2 separate regions of the Homo sapiens genome follow, and region 1 is linked to region 2. Evidence: chromatin loops called from intact Hi-C (ENCODE). Cell type or tissue: psoas muscle. All regions are shown on one strand. Links, peaks and the distances in the headings refer to the core of each region. The heading gives the core; the rest is flanking DNA.

Region 1 (8,344 bases), core at 136-8,135, 460 kb before region 2:
GAAAGGGCAGACATCCCAAGTAGTTAAAGGAGTAAATGTTTTATCTATGCCAATTTATAAATTATTTATTAGGTGACTAAGTGTCACAGAGTAGCATGGAGTTTGACCTCCTGACCTAGTGCTCTGTCACAGTGTAGCGTTCTTCCATGGGCTGTGCTGCATAATCAGACTTTCTCCAGGCCCATGTTTCCATAAAGTATGCTCCATCTCAGGAAGCAGTGAAGAGTTCTTTTGCTTAGATACACACCACAATATAGGTTTTCCTTCATAGTGGACATTTCTGCACATAACACTGTATCACTCTTCTGGAAACTGGTATTTTAAGGAAGCATGTGTCTCTCAGTGTAACTAAGTAATACTAAATAGATAAGATATATAACTCTTTAAAGACTTTGTTTCATCATGTTAAATGCAGAAATACACACGCAGTTGTCAAATTCATCTTTCTAAATGATCTGTGTGCACCATAATCTGGTTTAGACAAAAATACCTGTCTGCAGTAACTAGGCTCCATGATGGCTCCTGATAATCCTCGCCTCCTGGTATTCACACTGGTGTGCAGTCTCCTCTTATTCTATGCCAGGCTTGATCTATGTGACCCACAGAATAAGGCAGAGTGGTGATATGTAAATTCTAAAATTCGATTATAAAATATATTGTGGCTTCCATTTTTGTTACTTCTCTTGGTGCTTTTCCTCTCATTCATTTGTTCTGGGAGAAGTCATGTGTCAGCAGCCCTATGGAGAGGCTCACATAGCAAGGTACTGAAAGTCCTGCCAATAGACCCTTGAATGAACTTGGAAACAGATCCTCCAGTCCTGGTCAGGTCTCCAGAGACAGCAGGCAACACCAGCAGCTTGAGGGACCATAGCCACAACCACCAGGGTAAGGTACCACTAGATTCCTGGCCCTCAGAAATTGGTGACGTAATATTTGTTGTTTCCAACTGCTAAGCCTTGGGGTAATTTGTTACATATCAAAAATAACAAATATACTTTCTTATCTCCTTCCTTTGGCAAGTACATGCTAGGACAAAATAAGGCTTTGGCTGGTGTACAGCATGTTATATTCCTGGGCCAGGTGTAGAAGTATGACATTGCTAACCTGTCGCAACCAGAAGTAGTTTCAAGAAGCAGTGTCTTAAGGAAGTTGCAGGTGAAGACAAAGTAGACAATTTGAAATTAACATGCTGTTTTCAAATGGAAAAAACAGAGAGATTGGACAAAGGAGAAAATTTAAAAGTGATGTAGGTGGGGAGAATAAAGACTTGAAAACTTCTGAGAATATGGGATTATCCTATCTGGTTTATGTGTTCTTGAAGAGGGCATGCTAGAAGTATTTTAAAAGGTTGCTCTTAGCAAATATTAATCTGACTTTCAAGGGCTGCCATCTTTGGAATCAATCTTACTATTTCTCTTTACCACTAATTCCATTTCTCAGTTTCAAAGAAATGTAGAACTTTTTAATCTCTTTTTAAATAAAAGTCATTACATCCAGCAGGCATTCCCTGTCTCCTACTCATATGTCCTCTTGGACTGCACCTATCTTTCAAGTTTAATCTGATTCATTTTCCCCTTTGAAATTTCCCCTAACAACCCAATTCTTAGAGATTGCTCCCTCCTGTTATGAAGAAATAAGTATCCATGACACTCACGTAATACCTTCGATTTTCATGCTTAACTCTACAATACATAAGCAATTTCTAGAAGGCAGGAAGTTTACATAATACATTATTATTATTATTATTATTATTATTATTATTATTATTATTATTGATATGGAGTCTCGCTCTGTCGCCCAGGCTGGAGCGCAGTGGCGTGATCTCGGCTCACTACAACCTCTGCTCCCGGGTTCACGCCATTCTCCTGCCTCAGCCTCCTGAGTGGCTGAGACTACAGGCACCTGCCACTACGCCCGGCTAATTTTTTTGTATTTTTAGTAGAGACGGGGTTTCACCGTGTTAGCCAGGATGGTCTCGATCTCCTGACCTTGTGATCTGCCTGCCTCAGCCTCCCAAAGTGCTAGGATTTCAGGCATGAGCTACCGCGCTCGGCCTTTTTATTTTTTTAAACAGAATTTCACTCTTGTCGCCCGGTCTGGAGTGCAATGGCATGATCTCGGCTCACTTCAACCCCCGACTCCCGGGTTCAAGTGATTATCCTGCCTCAACCTCCTGAGTAGCTGGGATTATAGGTGCCCGTGACCATGCCCGGCCAATTTTTGTATTTTCAGTAGACACGGGGTTGTGCCACGTTGGCCAGACTGGTCTCAAACTCCTGACCTCGTGATCTGCCTGCCTCCGCCTGCCAAAGTGCTGGGATTACAGGCGTGAGCCAACTCGCCCAGCCACCACTCAGTATTTTTGATGGTGTAGTCTTTTTTATAGATACACACACACAGAGGCATACACACTCACACATACACATATGTGTATACGTGTGTGTGTTATGTGTTAAATGGAATCAAACACTATATATTTATTATGTATATGCTTGCTTGTCTGACAATAAACAACAAAACATATTCACTGAATACCACATTTACAGACTTGGAGCCAAGCCTTGGGATACAATTTCTTGATGTAGCACTACATTAATACAAGGTGTTTTTTCTTTCTTCTGAAAGCAATATTTCACTTATTTCAGTCTTATAGGATATTTCTATCAAAAGCAACATTATAATTATGGGCAACGTTCTCAGTTGATATGGATTAATGTCATGTCATAAGCAATATCATCTACCACAAAAGAAATAAAACAACTATGGAACTATTTCAGTGGCATTTAAATAAAATGGATAAGGAAGTCAACTTGGTACTCAAAAGCCATGTAGAACTTACTTAGTTTTTCAATATTGACCATGAGATGGGCTATTGCTCCTTGAAAATCTATTGCCTTTCTTTTTCTCATGACTAGAAATGGCTCCGAAAGACAGAAAATGACAGTTTCTTCTCTCTTTCCCTTCTAATTTCTCTTGTTTTTCTCTCTCCTTTTCTGTAATTAAAAAAAAATACTCATAGGACTTAACTATTCACTTTGATAATCTATGAAATGGGAATAATAATAGTAGTTAGCTATGATGATAATCTAAGAATTTAATGAGAAAAGCCCTTAAAACAACGCCTTGCAAATGATAAGCACTTAAAATGTTACTACGTATTACATCTGTCTTGTTTTCTCATCCTAATGCCCACACTTTTGAGTATGTATGTGTGTGATCACATAGACCTGAATACATGCTGACTTTCTTTAAACTAAGGAACACAACTCTTACAGGATCCTTGATGCATGAGCTCTCCCCAGGTCTCACTCTTGATTACTTCAAACAAGGGCCAGTTATATCATTAATTAAGCAGGTAAGTATGAATTTCTTTTTCTTCTTCTTTTTTTTTTTTTCTGAGACGGAATCCTGCTCTGTTGCCAGGCTGGAGTGCAGTGGTGCAATCTTGGCTCACGGCAACCTCTGCCTCCCGGGTTCAAGCAATTCTCTTGCCTCAGCCTGTCCCGAGTAGCTGGGACTACAAGCGCGCCACCACATCCAGGTAATTTTTGTGTTTTTAGTAGAGACGGGGTTTCACCATGTTGGCCAGGATGGTCTCGATCTCTTGACTTCATGATCCGCCTGCCTTGGCCTCCCGAAGTGCTGGGATTACAGGTGTGAGCCACTGTGCCTGGCCCTAAGTACGAATTTCTTTCAAGTAAACCCAACAGATTGTTTCTGTTCAACAGAAAATGTTCATTTAATTTTTTAAAATAGTACAGCTGAACAATTACTAGAAGGAAACAATTTGGATTGCTTGGAGGCTGGTTAATAACGCAGGCAAAAACTTGTAATTGATATCAAAGATTTTTTTTCTGTTATCAAGAGTGAAAGGTTGGAATCTATATATTCACAATCTACAGCAAAAGCGAGCAAACAAACAAAAAAACCATATTAAAAGCCCTGACATTTGATCTTCATATTCTCCTAGTACTCTCTTAATACCTGTTAAATGTGCCATGATCCTGGCTGTGTATTATGACTACTAAATCTCGTATGAGAATGCAAGGTCCTAATCCCTAAATAGACTCACTATTGACTCAGGAATCTCACAGACCACATGGCAGCTTGGATATGATTGCCCTCACCCACTGTCACAGCTGCAGCCAAACCTGAATTCCCGGAGCATGCTTTCAATGACTGAATATAGTGGCAGCCACTTAAGCAGTCCCAGCTGCCCCTCAGTCATGACACTCACCCTTAGACAGAAGGATCAGCTCTGGGCAGGCAAATGGCACTTTGGTCATCTCTCCTTTCTTTGCCACTTTTTCCCTTGAACAAGCCATCTCCGAAACCCACCTCCCCCTTCAGAATTCTTATGTCATCTTTCATCTCCCTGACCAAAACTTAATGTCTAGAAAGTATCCAGTAATCTTTTTTGGCTGGGCGTGGTGGCTCACTCCTGTAATCCCAGCACTTTGGGAGACCAAGGGAGGCGGATCACAAGGTCAGGAGATCAAGACCATCCTGGCCAACATGGTGAAACCCTGTCTCTACTAAAAATGCAAAAATTAGCTAGGTGTGGTGGCACATGCCTGTAAGCAAGACTCCGTCTCACAAAAAAAAAAAAAAAAAAAAAAAAATCCAGTAATCTTTTTTAAGCTCAGATACAAATAACCAAGATTCTTTGAAGTATTATTTCTCCAGGTATTTGTATTTATTGGGGACCAAACCTTAAAAATGGAATGTATCTATAGAAGTCTAAATTGAAGCATCACTATTAAATTACTGGTAGGTAGCTGGGGGACCAACAGTCTTTGAAACCACATCACCTGAATTAGGCCATCCTATTGGCCAGTGTTGGATTTGAGAAGACAGTGATAATATCTGCTATATTCTGATATAATCTGATAATATTTTGCTTTGCATCAGCTGAACAACCCTGACATTTTTAGAATGCTCAGATCTGCTTTTCTAGTACCAGAGAATGACTATAAGATCAACAGGTAGGGAAAACTTCAGATAGAGAAAAATTGGAAGTTATAAAGAAGATAGAGTGTTTTAATAACAACTGCATCTAACCAGTTTTTAGGAACTTACTCATTTTATAAATGTAATATTCAAGAGAAAACTGAATAATTTTATCAAATCCAGTAATTGTTATTTATGTACATTGAGAATTCACTCATCAATATTTATTGGCAACCTTCAATGTCCCAGGTGACCTGTCATGCTTTCTTCTAATCCTTGTCCTTATCCATGCAGAATTTTAAATAGTTGTAATCATGGCATATAATTTTATTTTTCTTGCACTTACTATATCATAAGCATTTTTATGTGCTGTTATTTAGATATGTGACTTACATTCAATATATTTTCAGAAAAAAATATCTTTTTAAAATTAGTCAAATGAGAGGTGGCTATGAAATGAGAAGCTCCCAGAATTAATGGGAGGCATTATTAATGCCATGAGAGCCCTTTCCATAATTCCAAACTATTTTACCTGGAAAATTTCCAAGGAACATCATCATTTGTGCCCAGTGCAAGAATCAGGCAGCTTTGATTGGATTAGAGAGAAGCTAACAGCCCTCTGAGAATTTATTAGGTATAATTTATTTACATACTAGACATTATTAGTATGTACTCATAAGGCATTTTGCAGAATGCTCTTCATAAAACAGCAACAGCTCTAGTGAAAAACTGTTTTGTTTCCAGTATAGCTTCTAGAGGCTTTAAGTCTTCTCTGTCAAGGTTCCAGTGACTTTTGGAAACCAAATGAGAGTGATGGATTTGCCAGACCAAAGGCTTCCTCTGTATAGTCATGAGCTGCTAAAGGCTGAGCTTCAGTGTTTTTTTTGCCTTCAAATGAAAGCAAGCTGCATAGAGACTAGGACTTGGCAGGGCTGTGAAGTGAGCAGAGGAAGGGCGAGTATGAACAAGCAGGGAATGCTGGACTCCTACTAGGCTGTCTATCTAGCTAAGATGATTATGATTCAAGGAGGAAGTACAAAATGGTATTAAGGCTCTCTTCCTCCACCCTTAAAAATGTGGGTGAAGATAAGCTACATTTTCCCAGAATCTGCTCAAAACAAGACAAAAGCAATGTACTGAGCCAGGTGAGGAAGAAAGGCAGTGCACCCCACAGACAAGACTGCCCTGGTTGTACGGTGCTACAACATGATCTCAGTTGCTGTTAAATAAGTTTCGCAAGAAACTGAAGAATGGAAAGACAAGAGGTATGTGGATTCTGTGAATATGATATAAATAGAAGAAAAGAGTGTATTAATGTGAAAGGGTTTTTTCCTCTTTTTGCTCTTTTTTTAAAAAAAAATTTTTGACAGAGGGAAGTTGTTGCAATAAAAATCCATCAATGATCAATTCTACTCTCTTTGTCATTTTGCCTTGTGCTACATAGAACCCCAAATCAGTCACTACTAAAAACAGACAAACAACATCCACCCACCTTTCTCTTCCCACAGCTTTGACTAATGCCTCTGCCTCTGCCTCTTATAATAGGGGGGATCAGCCCCTGATATGTCATGAGTGGCACCCAGGATACTAACTATAGAACCCTCACTTCCTAGTCCTCTTCTTGGCCTCAACTCCTGCTATACAAGAGCTGGCCTTAGAAAAGCCAGCTTGACAAACTGTTATAAATTAGCAACAATAGTTGTTTATTGAAAGCCTATTATGTGCCTGCCTCAGGTCCACCCAATTCCAAAAGCTCTTCTCTTGCTTTGGAACCACATGTACTATTTTTGGTCAATATCTCTTTGTAGGCTATAGGTATTTTTTTAAGGCAGGGCAGCAGAAAATTGAAAAGGTTCCTTTACCCAAGGACTCCTCAGACATTTCAACTGTCTCATGCTTATGTGTATATACAAGAGGACAGTTGTGAGGAGGATGCCTCAAACTCCTGGGCCACGCTACTTCTCTTTTTCCTTTCCTTCCTTTTATTTCCTTCTCCTCCCTGCTCCTCTCCTCCTCTCCTTTTCCCTTCTCTTCCCTTCCATTTCTCCCCAGGTCCTCACAGTACTGCTCACAAAGATAACATGGCAAATATATTTAAAAGATAAATGTGGTCTATATAAATTTATTACATACCAAAGCTAATAACACTATATGAAATATTCCTAAGGCCTGTATCTTATGATTTTTCAATGAATTAAAACAGATAATTTGGTTGCAAAGTTCTTGTAGAACAAAAAAGTATATTTAAAAAGAAAAATTAAAGTGACCCAATAGTTTTCTTGTGTTACAAAAACAGGTCAAATTTCTGCTATTAGAATAAGACAAAAGTTGAATACAGAACTAAAGAGACGAATAGCTACCTTGGCATATTATAAATTCATGTTATCTTATTTCAAAGGTGCTTTCACTGGTGCTTGGCAAACTTTCCTTCCTTGTTCATTTCATAACCCATTTTGTAGAGCAGCTGTTCTGATCTTTCTGTTTTCCTTAGATCCCAATCCTGCTTGTGCCAGCCCCCTTCTTCCCACCTCACCCCAGTTTTCAGCAGATGACCTGACTCCTGCCCCACCAGAGAAGCAGGGCGCAAGCAGCACGGATTCCCTCATTGACCCCCACACTCCGTTCTCACACCCCTCTATTTCCTACTCCACCTGCTCCTCCCTCATTTGGGGCACTTTGTGCCCTCATTTTACCCTTCCCCACTAGCATCTCCAGTCTTCCCTTATACATGTGCTTTCTACCTTTAACAGAATCACACTTTCTTCCACAACCCCCACCCTCTTTTCTCACTTCTGGGAAAAAAATATCAAAGCCTAAATTATAATCTATGAAATCTCTGCCTGAAGCATCCACCCAGTTTTGTTTGTTTATTTTTAGTAGTGGCTGGTTTGGGGTTCTATGTAGTAAATGTGAATAGTTAGGAAAAAGATATTTTCTATTTCCGTATTTATTAGTCCTGAGGGTTAAAATGCAATTGAGTTCTACAAATGTATCACAAATTTAAGTCTGAATTCAAAAATTGAATTATATAAGAAATTCTGTGTCTAGGTGAAGTCCTTTTACCTGAGAATAGAGGGGGAAATCTGACACTCTTCCCAGCTCCATGGGATTCCTTTTTTCGGGGGAAAGTGGGGCAGGGCAGACAGGCCAGGGCAGAGGGAGGAGGAGGATCTATGTTCTGGGAGATGGGAGACATCAGACCCTTAATTACCACTTTCTGAGATGCCCACCATCCCTGACTTCAGTGATTGTCCCACAAAGTCACAGATGCATTCTTTCTTTTCTCTATCCAGGAGGCAGAGCAGGGCTCAGAGCTCAGCAGGCCTCTACTCACAATCTCTCCCTCTCCCTCTGAGTTCCTCTCTCACTACCCTCCTCACTCCCTCTCTGTCCC
Region 2 (8,344 bases), core at 90-8,089:
TGGGTGGATTACTTGAGATCAGGAGTTTGAGACCAGCCTGGCCAACATAGTAAAATTCCATCTCTACTAAAAATACAAAAATTAGCTGGGTGTGCTGGTGGGCACCTATAATCCCAGCTACTTCGATGGCTGAGGCAGGAGAATCTCTTGAACCCAGGAGGTAGAGGGTGCAGTGAGCTGAGACTGTGCCACTGCACTCCAGCCTGGGTGACAGAGTGAGACTCCATCTCAAAAAAAGAAAAAAAAATTGTATAGTATACAGCTTCTAATACCAGAGACTTTGGATCTACTCTTTATGGAGTTTGCTTAATTTACAGGTTTTCATTTTTGAAGAAGCTAAAAATATTTTCCTCTTAAATATTATTCTGATTTAGACATAGAATAGTGTTCTTTTTGATATAAAGGGGGCATCTAAAAGTATTTCATATATATTAGTGATTGCTAATTTCTTTTAAAATTATTGGTCTTCAAATGAATATTTGAATTTGACTGTTAAGAAAGAGATAAGCTCTTTTGAGTATCAGACTACACCTTTCTTTATCAAAATATCTTGAATGATTCCCATTCTAGAGAGATTGACATTATTTACATTTTATTTTTGTCTGGCAATGCTATTTTTTCTTATTTGTAATTCAGAAGTATTAACTATGTTTAGGGTCAGGTAGAGGAGGAATTGGCTCGAGGAACATTAACCCAATATTGGACCAGTGGTGAGTAAGTCAAGCCAGAGACTTACTCTGTAAGTTACTGACCGATAACTTCTTTTGTGGAATTCAGAAATAAGCGTAGTAGATATGTAAACTCTCAAAAGAAGTGATCAATATTTTATAATTAAAAAGCCACTACCATATTTTCCTCTAGTCCTTCCCTCCTACTTTTTATTAATAAAAATGTTTCAGTCTCAGATGTTTAGAGAAGAGTTGTACTAACATTTGCCATGGTTTGCCCCCATTTAAGAAAAACTGAGGAATTAATGTCCTAGTTATTGGAAATCTAGATATTCCTTCATTCTTTTAGCATTTTTTAAAGTTAAAATGAACAAAGACTTTCTCTTCAAGTGTTCATAAGACAATGAAAGGTTTGGGTTCATTTAGGATTTTTTTCCCCTAAAAATTCATTATGTTTTATTTTGGAGAAGTCAGAAGGACCAGGAAGCCGCCTAGTCCCCTGACTCCCTGCATCTGTCCGTCTGGAGAGGGAGTAAAGGAGTGTGGACTTGCCCTCACAAAGCGGATTTAGCGTGTGGATTTAGATAGGTGAGCAAACCATCTTCATAGGAGTAGAGATGAAGTTTATCCAGACAAGGGGGCCATGAGGCCAGTTCTGTTTTTTTTTTTCTTTCAGCTAACATGGCTGACTAGACTGGTAGCTGTTTCAGATTTTTAATTTGAAGACTATTTCTGTGTTGCAGACATTTTGTAAAGAAAAGTATTTTTCCTCTTTGACATTTTTTTCCCAAAAAATGTAGTTGAACTTATCTTTGTATTCTTGCAAACACACAAATGGAACGTTGAAAAACTGTGGCCCCAAATCAGTGAGGCAACACATTTTGGTGATCCAATTTAATGAAATGTTTATTATACATTTACCTGGTACAGGTGGTATATATCACATACATGTGAATAAGACCTGGTCTTTGCCCTCCAAGGGCTCAGAATATAACAGGAAAAAATGGAAACAGATATCTAACCAAGCATAAGTACATTAAATTGTTGACTAAATTAAAGGATATAACCTAGGTGTATTCAAGCAAATTAGGAAGTATCCAAGTGGATATAGCTAATTTAAAACCAAAATGTGTTCCTATCTTCTAAATGAGTATTTCCTTGACAGTGCTCCTTGATTATTACATTTCATCTTTGAGTAAAAGAAACTATTAAATAGCTGGGGTCCTACCTGTTGTGAATATGCATTGAGAACTTATTGAAAGTTATGGCTATGGATGATAAAACATATGAGACATAGAATATCCAAGGTCTAGGTAAGGGAGTCAGACACATAAAGAGATAATTACTATAAGTTTTTTAAGAACTGTAATGGAGGTACCTAAAAACTGGTGTGAGAACTCAGCAAAAGGAATGCAGAGAGCCAAGAAAGTATTGACAGATTACATGATATTGAATTGTATCATGTATGATAAGTACAATTGTACTATGTGAAAAAGATGGGGAAGGATGATGTGAGCAGAGATAACAGCACATGGAAGCCACTGGTATTTTTTGTAAAGTGGCTAGTTATGTTCTTTGAGGTTTGCTGTGAGAAGGCAGGGTTTCAGAAGGGTATGAGAGGTGGGGTGGAGATGGGAGGATGAGACTGAGGCTGGAAGGTTAGGGTTAAATATTAATCTCTATAACCAGCACTTACTCTGATACCATTCTATAGGGAATGGGGGTTGAAGGGATCTTTGAGCAGGAGAGTTACATAATCATGTTTGTGGCTGGAATAGTGTCCTGGATGAGATGAGTAGGAAGAGGTGGGGAGGAATTCTTAAGAGTGGGGTGATTAGGAAACTTTCATACTTGTTCAAGGAAGCCATGGCAGGGTAGGGGGATTTAATCCTATTTTTATTACAAGACCTTTTATAAAATGAGTGTTCAAGTTGATTTTAAAACATCTGATTAGTTTGTATTTAAAACGTTAATATCTCTTAAAGTCTTCTTGAAAACAGTAAGATGATTTGTGCAGGGATCCAATTTACATTTCTCCCTGAAGTTCTCATATTTTCCTGTTTTCCTTTCACTTAGCAGAGAACATTCCACTCATTTGTAATGCAAAAGCAGACCGGGAGCTTAGGTTTTTTGAATAGAATGATTTAGAACTCATGTTCTGCTCTCTGGGCAGAGGGGATAGGCCAGCATCAGCTGGGCAAACTGCTAATCTCTCTGGTTTGCCTGTTTCCTGCAGTGGGGGATTTGTCCCTGGGTCAGCAGAGGATTCCCTCAGTGCCGGGGCCTGCCATTTAGCATGTCAGGCAGTTGCCAGGAGAACCCTCTGGCTTTGTTCCTGGATGTGAGAGTGGACTGGTGGCCAAGTTTAAGGTCATGGCAGTCCTTCCCTTACAGCAGCTGACGTCAATTAGGAGAATTCCCCTTGCCTGCACTCTGAGGAGAGTTAAGCAGGGATAGGAATCTGGTGTCTTCTGGGACCTAAAAGATCAGTGTTTATTCTCCTCATAGTGTCATTTGTCACTATGAAGCAATGTGGCCTTAGTTTATATGGAGATAAAATATTTTGTCTGGGGCATTTTGCCCACTTGTGATTTTAGTGGCCAAATCTTTAGGGCCTGTCCTGCAGCCAGAGACCTATTTTGGTACCCAGCCCACTGCTGGCAAGTCAGCACATTTCAGTCCCAGCCTGTGGCAGCCACACATCATTTTGATGTCCATATACTCCTTAATTTCAGCCCTTGGTTAAAAAAGTGATTATATTATAAAAGGTGACTGCATGAGAGCCAAAGTCCTTTGATCTGTTCACCTCTGGTCTTGCAAGGTTGTTCTTGGAAACGCTTTTTACAAATGTGAAAAGGGAGACAGGTGGAGTCAGTGTTTCCAAACTTGACCATAGATCAGAATCACCTGTAGGGCTTCACAAAATACAGATTGCTGAGTTCTGCCTCCAGAGTTTCTGATTTAGTAGGTCTGGAGTAGGGCCTGAGAATTTGAGTATCTGAGTTCCCAGATAATGATGATGCTCTGGATCTGGGACCACACTGTGGGATTCATTGGTTTAAGAACCTAAACTGAAGTCTCATAGCGGGTAAGCTGAAGACCTTGCCTTAAACAGGCATTTATCTACATATCCTATGCTTAGCTATTATACTACACTATTCTACTTCTGCATTGTAGGGTTAAAGTCTTGGGCTTTTGTTCCCGTGACTACAATGTTTTCCTGCTCATTACTGAAGAAAACATACAAAGAATACTGATGCGAAGGGTCCTCAAGAAGTAGAAGAAATAAATTATTTTGACTGTTGATTATAATTTATTATATTTTAAATAAAAAGTGTGTTTCTATAATACAAGCAGGCAGGATGAAACAGAATGCTTGGCATATTTGGGACATAGAGTTTATGTGTGTAGTTTTTCCCAGAAAAAAACATTCGTAGTTCTTTTCTTTACAAGCTCTTGGGGAGTTTACTATAGAAAGTTGCTACTGGAACAGTGTATCAAACAAAAAATGTAAGCCAGGGGCTCAAAATCAGGTATCAGTGAGCTGAGTGGTAATGAATACAGTATTCTATTAAGAATAGCTGAACCATAGTAATTCAGTATTTGTGTGTACGAATCAGTAATACTCTATTAACATCAATAAACATGTAGCGCTATCTATGGGAAACATTTGACAGTCATTACAATTACGTCATGGTTACATGAATAACTGTTTTACTTTAAGACACAGTATACATATCCCTTTTAACATCCCTTTTATGTTCTCATGAATTGGTACTTTTCACAAATAATGACATATTTAAGCACCTTTGGTAAAGCAATGCCTGTTGTTTTCACAGGAAGGTAAACATCCCCAGAATTATTATTCTTAAAATTTGAAAACAATCACTGGCAGTAATAATGCTCTAATTCTTTTGGAGAAGGCTAAAATATATTAAAATCAATACTATCGTGGCTTTAAGAGAAGTGGTGTTTCAGGTAATACTGAAATGCCTCCAGATAAGGAAGGAATATTTTCTTAGGTACTTTAAGGAAAAAACTGTAGATGTTTTCCTTGGTCTACCCAGGTAATACTCATATTTTCAATCTCATCTATGCTATATTCATTTTTATACTCATGTTTCCAATCTTATCCATATTCCATCTTCTCACTGAAGTGTTCCTAATAATTTCAGACTTCATTGATTTTATTCTCTTTCTGAGTCAGTAACATGTATGGACTATAATGAACAGTCTGAAATACCAGTCACTGACTGGTTCCGATCCATGACAAAATTTTCACTGATCCAGAGTGAAAATTTCATTTTCATTTTAGCGAACATGCTTTCTTTTTGTGTATGACACTATGGTGACAGTAGATCATAATTTTTTATAGTTTTTTGGGGGATAAACTGAGTTGTTTTTGTTTTAAAGCTAACACTTGTTAGGTTCTTTTGGTTTTGTTTTTTTTTTTTTTTTTGCCGTTCACTATCATAAACACTGTACTTTTTAACTCTTAGTGTTCACATAACCCTGTGAAAAAAGTACTGTTATCAGTTCCATTCTACAAATGAGGAAACTAAAGCTCAGTGAAATTGTCTATCTTACTATGGTTACCCAGCTACGAAGTGCCAGAATTGGGATTAAATCCCAAGCAGTTCAACTATGTCTATTTCTGTTTTATTTGGGGGTGGAGGTTAATGTTACAGGTTTATGAAGTCATTAAATCTGGAAGTAACCATATGTAACATGACATTAACTGTATTGTCCTGAATAATATTTTTGTTTCATACTGTTATCCTACTAAATGTTGAACATCTGAGGACATAAACATGCATTATGGTTTTGTGGATATTATTCTATTTAAAAATAATTTTAGTATAACTGCACGGCTGATTTGTACATAGTAAATTATGATAATAATATAATGGAAATATACGAAAACCTCTAGAGTATGTGTTTATATATGTGTGTGTTTCTTTGTGTTAGTGTAACCATTTACATAGCAGTTATCTTTTTAGTCTGTTCTGTTTTCCTGAGTTTGTTGATTTTATTGATTTCTGTCTTCTTAGTGGAGCGTTTTGGACACAGACACATGAGATAGTTGACGAACACCCAAGTCTGTTTGGAAGTTGTTTCTTACAGAAGAATCTGTGGTTTAGTGGATTTATAAAATAAAAAGAATATAAATTTTTCATGCAGCTAGTTTACTATTTTGTAAAGTTACTGTCTTGGTATATAAAGTGTAATATTATTAAAAATATAAACTAAATGCTTTTAGGTCCACACCTTGCTAATGGAAAATATATTACCTGAGAGAAGGCCTTCAGGCAGTTCAGTCCTGGCTTTGTGTTTGACCTGGAGGTCAGATAGCTATTCTTCTCCTGTATTTTGTCTGCCTTGCCAGCAGCATCACTGAGCATTGCCTTATGAAGTAACATGAAAGTCTGTGGAATGGTTTGATACCTAAGTCAGTCTGTTGAGGAGGTAGGGAAAAGCCTTCAAAAGAGCCCAATGTTCTTTTCCTCATATTAAACCCTAAAAGGTCTATGTAGCAAACTATATACATATATGTAAATCCATATCTAAAAGAGATAACAAAGTCTTAAGAAGTTACATTTTTAGATCGCGTTCATCATATGAAAATAATATTTATAGCAAAATGTATTTTGAAAAAGTAGGATTATACTGATTATACAATGACAGAAAAAAAATCTTATCCATGAGATAATCAAGTGTTTTTCAGAAATTTTTATGAAACAACATTGTATTTTAATATGAAGAGTAGTAGGAAGAAAAATTTTAGATAGAAATAAGGGAAGCCTCAAATGATTAACCAAGTTTTCTTTTGCCTTGTGCCTCTATTTTTAATGACTTATTTATCTTCATATAAATAGATGTCAAGATCACCATTTTATTTCACTGCTTTTCTTTTCAGATTCATATATTTTTGTCATATTCAAGATAGTATTATTGTTAGTTTTCTCTGGATTTTATGATTTGTGTCAGATATTTTAATACGAAAAGATATACTTGGAATTCATGAACCTGATTCCCAGAAATGCAGTTATTAACTCTCACGATCTCTGAATGTGCTATCTAATTTAAGATGCCATCTGGTGGTATGCATTTGATACACCTAGTTCTTTTAATTGCTCTCAGAATCATACATCCTATATTGCTTATGAAGAATATTTTTGAAATGACATGCAGACATTTGTTTTCATTTCAAACAAAGGATCGTTTGTGTTTCCCTTTCCGTTTTCTCGAAGTAATATGCATGTTTGCTTTGGTCTTTGTTAATAAGCATAATCTGATTCTTTCTTACAAAGCATTATAATCAGGCTGCAAGTTTCAGAACTCAGCTTTGCTCACAGACATTTGTAGAAATTCATTATCCTCTTTAAAATTCTAGTTACATATTTTTCATTTAATTTTAAAAGGTAAAGTTTGAGTGGATATTTGGATACCATTTGGCGAATAAGAGATTCTCAGATAATCAAGCATGAAACACATTATTCATTTGAAATTCTCTTTCTTATGTTTTAAACATTAAAGGCCAACTCCTTCAAAGGTGGACCTTAGCTTAATCTCAACCACTGCTTTGCCTTCTTCATGAGATAAGCTGGTAATATTTATTAAATATATATCAAAGGTAGGTGAAAGCTAGACATTAAATTGCCTGTATTATTGATATAAAATATCCATTCCACTTGAGACTCTGAATTGAGGAAATGTTAAAAATACATGAGAAGATTTTAGCTCCTTAGAAAATAATTTGTGGCTGGTTAGCTTAGTTTATTAAGGACGTGGTGGCAATGAGCCATCTTACAGACTTTTTTCCTCCTCTGTAGCCTGTTTAGAATTCTCAGTTTATTTTCAAACTTCTGGTTCAGTCAGTTTATCTTAAAAAAAAAATGACAGAAATAAGAAGAGGTGATAATAGGAAGTGTGATTTAATCTCTGCTGTGCAGGTCACCTGAGGTGTATCACCTAATGACAGTGCAGCAGTAACTTTATTTTCTCCCTATCCAGCATGGTGTCCACATTAAAATTGTGAATCTCTAAATTAGCATTTTGTGTCTGCCACTTTCTACCTTTGTACCACTCAGCAGGATATTCACCTCTTTAAATCTCAGCTTTCTATCTATTCAGTGGTGTTAGTGTCATGCCTGTCACTCAGAAAGAGTGAAACGCTGCAACCACAGCACAGATATGCCCAATGAGTAGTAAATTTTTGTTGTTATTGCTGTATCTGTTACTATTGTGACCGGTATTGTTGTTATGTATCTGTTACATCAACTGTTGATTCTAGTGTATGGTTTTTGGTGATTAGAAGTATAGACACCTTATAAAAACTCCATTAATTTGGATAATATAGCTTGCAGTTCCCCTTTTGTGGATGTAAGTAAAGACTGAGAGGGCTGTGCTGTGACAGAGTGTGCAGATAGTTCCTCCTAACCACAGCTGTCCCCTACTTACCTTTTCTAAATTCCAAATGAGTTTTAATTCGAAAGAAAATAAATTTTGTTTTCATGAACATATTTTGCGCTATCAGTATATCAATTAGAAAGAAGAAAATGAAAAATAAAAAATGGGAAATATGAGCTATTATATATTAGAAAACTAGAAGTAAATAGCCAAATATATGCAAGGGTGGGCTTTGCTAAAGAGTCCCATGTCAAAGTAATAATTTC

The links. Peaks named below come from ENCODE experiments on the same cell type or tissue, not always from the same donor. Only the 100,000 strongest peaks of a DNase experiment are listed, where the experiment ranks them.
Region 1: a loop joins it to region 2, with 10 times the contacts of the local background. A loop is called at or near these places in 3 of 110 quality-filtered maps.

Annotation. Positions count from the first base shown.
Region 1 is chr4:101,647,778-101,656,121 of GRCh38, reverse strand. No RefSeq gene overlaps it. Among named protein-coding and RNA genes, the nearest start is that of BANK1, 140 kb to the left of the region's middle. In psoas muscle, for the core only: no CTCF peak of the experiment used is centred there; a DNase peak (open chromatin) is centred at 4,181; H3K27ac peaks cover 1,205 bases.
Region 2 is chr4:101,186,471-101,194,814 of GRCh38, reverse strand. All of the region lies in intron 2 of PPP3CA (protein phosphatase 3 catalytic subunit alpha), which reads left to right. Among named protein-coding and RNA genes, the nearest start is that of MIR8066, 50 kb to the left of the region's middle. RefSeq lists a silencer at 2,729-3,023. In psoas muscle, for the core only: CTCF peaks have their summits at 3,318 and 6,765 (motif pointing left); a DNase peak (open chromatin) is centred at 2,974; H3K4me3 peaks cover 302 bases; H3K27ac peaks cover 2,676 bases.